Regions from separate parts of the Mus musculus genome. Here region 1 is linked to region 2. A link is a contact called in ENCODE Hi-C or POLR2A ChIA-PET data. All regions are on one chromosome and are shown on one strand. The core of a region is the stretch at or near the end of the contact, and the rest is flanking DNA. Distances in the headings are between cores, read along the strand shown. Region 1 holds the start of Pld1 (phospholipase D1). Region 2 overlaps Pld1 (phospholipase D1).

Region 1 (3,106 bases), core at 556-3,055, 170 kb before region 2:
TGATCTACAGGATTCTAGTATGTCTAAGATGCGTGTTCGCTAGGGCTTCACTTCCCTGTGGGGTGGTGACCTGTGGTAATCTTTTCACTTTCCTACCTTTTGGGGCAGAATTCCAGTCATTGTATGATAGTTGTCTTATTTATAATTACAATAGTAACAGAAAGACCTATTGTTATGTGTTGATGCCAAAAGTTTCAATGACGACTTTTAAGAAATCAGGATGTAATTTGTACAGCCTGGTGCTTCTCAACCAAATGTCTCACACCATCTAAAGACAAGCTTGTAAGAGTGCGGTTACTCCTAGGCACACACTTATCAAATCATCTGAAATTAATAAACTGGAGGAAGGGAGGAAGGAGACATATGCAGCTTTTCAGTTACTTCCTTGTTATATAGTCTTGCCAAACCCCTCTTAGGCAAGACCCTGTTTGCTCAGAAGGCTGTGCATATAATTGCAAAAATCTGTCAGAATCATAGGATTCAAAAGGCATCAATTATTTCTGTCAACAAGGAAAGAGTGACGGCTGCCCGACTCTGCAATCATTAGGAAAGATGTGCTCAAAAGAGAAGAATGCAGTCAGGGAGGGCTGGGCAGCTCCAGGTTACTTGAAAACTGAGCCCCGCGCTATAATTTCACTCCTCCTCTGTCTGGACAGAAATATTATATTTTTCATTTCATGCAGTGCCATGGGCATGGTAAGACATTATGTAACTGGGTCTGTCTCACTGTATAATACTCAATAAACAATTTCAAAAGACCAACAGCATCAGCAATTTGATGTACAGGAAACTAACTGTTGCATCTTTGGGTTTTGGCTGGAAGCAGTGTTGTGCAACCAGTTTTGGAACTGACTTGTGTTCAAAATTATATTCCCAAAGGATTGCTATTCACACCACCCAGCCACTGGATTTCCCTTGATGACGACTCTCTTAAGTGTATTAAAACGGCAAAGTTACTGTGCGGACAGTTCCATCGGGGTAATGGGACTTTCTCGTTCTCCTCCCATTTTATTTTTACTTTTCTCTCTAACATTTCTGAATTAGACCCAGTACTGATGGCAAGTGGGAGTGAGAAGTGTGAGGGCGATGTGTGACTGAGACAGGAGGATCATGTAGTTTGAGTTCTACCTGTTCTTCATGGCCAACCAGGTATACAGCAGAGACCTAACTTCAAACTAACCAACCGAACACTCGCCACAACACACACACACACACACACACACACACACACACACAGAGAGAGAGAGAGAGAGAGAGAGAGAGAGAGAGAGAGAGAGAGAGAGAGAAGGGGGGTCTGGGGGGACAAGCACGGGCAGTTTTGGGGACTGAAGAGATTGCTGGCTCCAGCAAGCTTAGGGTCAGGCTGGTTCTTTACTTGCCAGCCTCAGTTTCCTTATAAACAGGCAATAACACCTACCAAGACCTACCCGTGGGATTTGCAGGAAGGCCACAGTTGACCTCTACAAAGCCCCTAATTAAGCAAGTCACTTCAGGGCAGGAATATTTCACCAGTTGGCTCGCTGTTGGCTTGTAACTTGCGGGCCAGTCTTGGACAAGGATTGGGCTCAGAGACCAGGGAAGTGAACTTGGTAAGAACAACGCCTGCGTGCGCCCCTGCGCCCCGCGGATAACTGTGGCTGAGTTAGGACACTTGGACAGAAGAAAGTGTTAGAACCGAGGCATGGAGGAAGGCCGGCGGCAGAGGCTGTCACCGAGGCTGGCCGGCGCCGCCCCGCCCCACCCTGCAGACCGGCCGAGTTCCGGGCGGCGAGTCCCAGCGCCCGCCCTTCTTCCGCGGCCCCAGCTGCGCCAGCTGCGCGGGGACCCCCGAAGTCGCCGCCGCCGCAGAGTGTGTGCCCGCGCCCCAGGCCCGCAGGTAGGAGCTGCCGGGGCCAGGCTTGCGGGACTTCTGAGCCCGCAGGACGTTCGCGGTCCTCGTGCTTCATCCCGCCTCTCTTGCCCCTCTCACCAGCCCTGTCCCTGAAGTTCCCTTGGGAACCCTGGAGTCCCTCCCATAGTCTTAATTCCTGTAGTGTCTGCGCTGGCAAGAGCCGCGCGCACACTGACCGCAGGCGAGGACCGCTACCCTGAGAGCAGAGCCGGGTCAGCTGCTGATGTCCTAGCCCCACTCCACTCTCAAGTCCCTGCAGATCCGGGGCGTCCTCTGTAGGATGCACCCCACCCCACCTCCTCGGGTCCCGGGCTCAGTAGATTTGTTCGCTCCCGCTAGATCGTCCCGCGCTCCCTGAGCTCCTTAGCACTGTGGGCTGACCGGGATGGCGACAGCACCAACATCCCGGACCAACCAGGAAGTGCTGCATTCCAGTGGCTTAGAGTCCAGCTGAAGCACAGTGCCGGGCGCCGAGCCACACAGCTGCTGCCTCGGGGCCAAAGATGTGCTGTGCTGAAGTGGAGGAGGGACAGGGGTAGCAATTAAAAGAAAGGCCTGTGTTAGGCAGTTGCTATTTTAGCTCCGACCCAAGATGTTTGGGACTGACTGTTCCGGGTCAGGGAGGGACCTTAGGAGGTCTCTAAGCCATGGGACGGTTTGTTTGAAACAGTCTTCTGTAGCTCAGGCTGCACTCAAAGGCTATGTAGCCAAGGATGACATTCCTGGCCCTCCTGCTTCCATCTCTTAAGTACAGGTCAAGACTTAGAATTTGGCCAGCCCTTTCCCCCATACCCTAGGGCTACCTGCCACGCCTACGTTTGCCTTCCTCACCCCCGCCTCCCAATCTCAGATCACTGCCAGCGGCCTTCTTTCATGAAGCTCAAAACATAATCTTAAGGACCACAGGAGCTTCTGCATTCGACCATTTCTAGATCTTTCCACAGGACGAAGAGCGCTCTTAGACAGCCAGGCCCACCAATTTCAGCTTAGCCAACTCCTTATGACCTTCCCAGGGCCTCTGGAGACTAGCTACCCAGGAAATTCAGAGAGATATTCAGAAGTCCTGACCTGTCAGAGGTGCTGTCAAGGAAGCCTGACGGGTGCAGAGAGCCTAGTTTGAACTAGTCTGTTATGCCTACTTATGCAAGAATCTCTTTCCATAGTACGTGCTTTGTGGCCCACGAGTGAGTTTGTACTCAACTGTTTAGCTTGAAT
Region 2 (3,400 bases), core at 181-2,680:
TTTGTGGTTCCTTCAGGTCCTGAGACCCAACCTTGAGCTGAAGCCATTTCTCCTGACTGCCCTCCATGCAGCAGAGAGCTCGGGCATGAGGGAAGCGGCATTAAGAAGAAGAGGATTTCCTAAAGAAGGGCAGGGGGGGATGGAGAGGCCTTCACCTACCTGGAGGGAGCTGCTACTCTTCTTTGAAAGGTGCAAGCAGCTTTAGGACAACCAAAGGCCTTAAAGTATTCTTTTCCAAAAGCCTACACCCATAGGGTGGAGAGAAGTCAGTCAAGCTGGAGCTAGACCAGCATGAAGACTGAGTTTAATCCCCACAATCTATAGGTAAAGGCTGGCCATGGCAGTATAAACTTATGATCCCCGTGCTGGGGCCTCGAACAGCTGAATCGCTGGGATCACTGGCTGGCCTCCTCCAACTGGGAAGTTCCAAGTCAGCGAGACTCTGTCTTAATGACCATGTGGACAGGTGCTGAAGGGGACACGTGAGTTAGGCTCTGGCTTCCATACACATATGTAGGCACATACATGTGCGTTCACACATATGCACAAAATCTTATACACACACAAATAAATATATTTTAGAAATCATATAAAATAAATAGAAAGGAAGTGGGAAGGGGCTTGTTCTAGTTCCTCTAGAATTCTGCTTAGGATGAAAAAACAATTTTCACTCGCTCACTCTTTTTTTTTTTTTTTTTTAATTAAAAAAAAACCTGTGTTTGTTTATTTTCTGAGACAGGGTTTATCTGTGTAGCCCTAGTTATCCTGACACTCCCCCTGTAGACCAAGCTGGCCTCGAACTCAGAGGGCTAATAATGCAACACTGATAACAGCTTTATTCCCAACATCCACGAGGCAAAGCAACCCAACAGTCCACTAGCAGATGAACGTGTACACACAATACAGAAGAATATTCAGCCACAAAGCTGAAGGAGCTGTGAAGCATGCCACGGTATGGGTGAACCTTGAGGGTAGTGTGTTAAGGAAAACAAGTTAGACCAAAAAGGACAAGCCTCATGTGATTCCTCATATATGCAAAATCCAGGTAGAGTAAACTAGAGATAGCCAGGGACTCTAGGGAGTGGGAGGTGGGGGATGAAAGCTGGGGGGTAGGAATGAAGCGAATTCTATCTGTGATGATGATGAAAAGCTTTGAATATGGAAGGCATCATGTAAAATTAGGACCACAGTTAATGATGAAGACTCTCACAGTGGACAGAATGCCCAATTTTACATTTTATATATTTACCATAATGAAAATTCAAATGAAATATAATTAAGAAAAATATCAAGTATAGTTTGACCTACTTTTTGCTGAAATGTTCTTTTAATCTGACTCCAACCCCATCCTCCCAGCCAACAGAGCACACTGAAAGCATGGGTTCTCTACTGAAGGCTGCCCCAAATAGAAAGCTATGTGAACCTCCACCCAGTGTGTTGGAGCAGGTCAGCCCTCAGCCCAGGTCATGAGCTTGTCATGAATGAGCAAGACACAGAGCTTATGGGTCACTTCCTGGCCACGGTCTGGGAAAGAAGAGGCAGATGAGACCCGGTTCTGACTGCAGAGCCAGGCAGCTCCAATGAACAAGGTGACCTAGAAGTGCTTCCATCCTGGCTAGGAGCTCAGCTGACTTGCTTTATTAGCACGTGGGTGGGGTACTGTGGACATCACTGGAATGACTATGGGACGTCTCACAGGAATATACTTTAGTTAAGTGTCCACTTGGGTTCATGCAGTCTTTTAAATGTGGACTGTGGGAAAGTAGCTCAGGGCTTCCTGTTCTTCTCCTGTGTCCTGTTTACCATTTAAAGACTGTGCCTTGTCGCCTAACCAAGGCAGTAACCAGGGCTGTTCACATTTTCTCTGTATTCTTCCCAACTCAAACTACGTTTGCCATCTAGTGAGTAATCCTTGGCATTGCAGCAGTCTCCCTCAAATGCCTCATTTCTCAGCCATTGACTTTTCATACTATGGTCCCTTTGATAGTCACTTCTGCCCTGTGTTGTCATGAATATATGGACATTCAGACCCACCTGTCAGGTTTGACCATTAGAACAGAGAAAATTCTCACAAGAAGGGTCTCTTCCTCTGTTCACAAGAAGACGAACTATGACCATTAGGTATAATAAATGGTTTAAGCAGGATGACCCTTGAGAATTAGCCAGCAGAGAGAATGTGCTCAAGCAAACTGTATTTGTGCACTGTGAGGTATCCAGCATCTCTCTCAAGCTTTCTCTCTTTCCCGTGTATTCCTAAGCAAAGCCAGAAGCTTTAAGAGTTTGGGACTCTCGCTGTACATGTTGCCTAGTGGGCTATCTAGCCTGTGGTCAAGGATAGCTATAAAGTCAGCCTGATGCAAAATGTTAAACTCACACAAAGCACTATGAGAGGGTTTTCACTAACTCCATTTTACCATTCTCCAGCATAGCCTTAGTCGATGACAATGTCCTGCCTTGGTGTCAAAAGGCTTGATGTGTCTATCAGAGCATAGCATTCTGGGCTTCTGAATACACATCAAAAGAAAGAGCTGCATTTTCTTCTATTGTTCTAGCTGTCATTAAGAAGCTTCGGTTTCCTATAAAAGGTGGCCTGAAGATACTGTGTTCTATAAGCTGGGGATTTGAAAATGAACACTGGCTGGGACTTGCTCAGTGGGTAAAAGGTGGTTGTCACACATGTCTGCTGACTTAAGTTCGGTCTCAAGAGTCCATGTGAAAGAACAGTGGGAGGCGAGAACCAGCTCCATAAAGTTGTTCTCTGAACTCCTCACATGGGCTGTAGCGTGTGTGCCTATGCTCCATATATACAATAATAGTCCTTTTTTAAAATAAAGTACGGGCCATTGAGATAGCCCAAACGGTAAAGATGCTTGCTGCCCAGAGCAATACTCTGAATTCAATCTCCAGGATTCACATGGTAGAAAGAGACAAGTGAGTCTCACAAGTTGTTTTCATACTCTCTCTCTCTCTCTCTCTCTCTCTCTCTCACACACACACACACACACACACACATACACACACCTGTGCATAAATGTTTTAAAAATAAAATAAAAAATAACAACTAGTCACTCAGAATTCTTGAAGAATTCCCAGTAACATTCTCTGGCTGGAACCTTAGCATTCCTAAATACCGATGACTCTGTTTTGAAAAACATACTGAATCTTATGTGTATATTTGCTTCTAAGACATAGGTACCGGTACCCCCACAGTTATGAATCAAATGCCCACAATTTGCCAAGCTGTGGACTGCATAACTTAATAGTAATTATGTATATATATATATGTCTATGTATCTATGTCTGCACATATGGATACACATATTTAAATAAAATCCTATTTAAAATTACATAGTCTCATTATGGTAACACCCTTTTCTAAACTTTGGTATAAGTCACTTCC

The links. Hi-C counts contacts between places; a loop is a spot of excess contacts on that map. ChIA-PET counts read pairs that join two places held with the same protein, here RNA polymerase II (POLR2A).
Region 1: a map of heart shows a loop between it and region 2 (2.6-fold over the local background). The contact joins the promoter of Pld1 here to the enhancer-like site in region 2. A Hi-C loop is called at or near these places in 1 of 37 maps with a recorded cell type or tissue (heart). POLR2A ChIA-PET finds 5 or more read pairs at or near these places in 1 of 5 experiments (Patski).

Annotation. Positions count from the first base shown.
Region 1 is chr3:27,936,875-27,939,980 of GRCm38, forward strand. Pld1 (phospholipase D1) reads left to right here and starts at 1,806. Exons shown (of 27, transcript NM_001164056.1): 1 at 1,806-1,876.
Region 2 is chr3:28,106,046-28,109,445 of GRCm38, forward strand. All of the region lies in intron 21 of Pld1 (phospholipase D1), which reads left to right. Among named protein-coding and RNA genes, the nearest start is that of Gm42196, 69 kb to the right of the region's middle. Within about 2 kb of position 1,431, at least 1 of the 3 ENCODE cell types and tissues checked has a DNase peak (open chromatin) inside an H3K27ac peak, as active enhancers do; it is heart, where a contact is called at or near this core.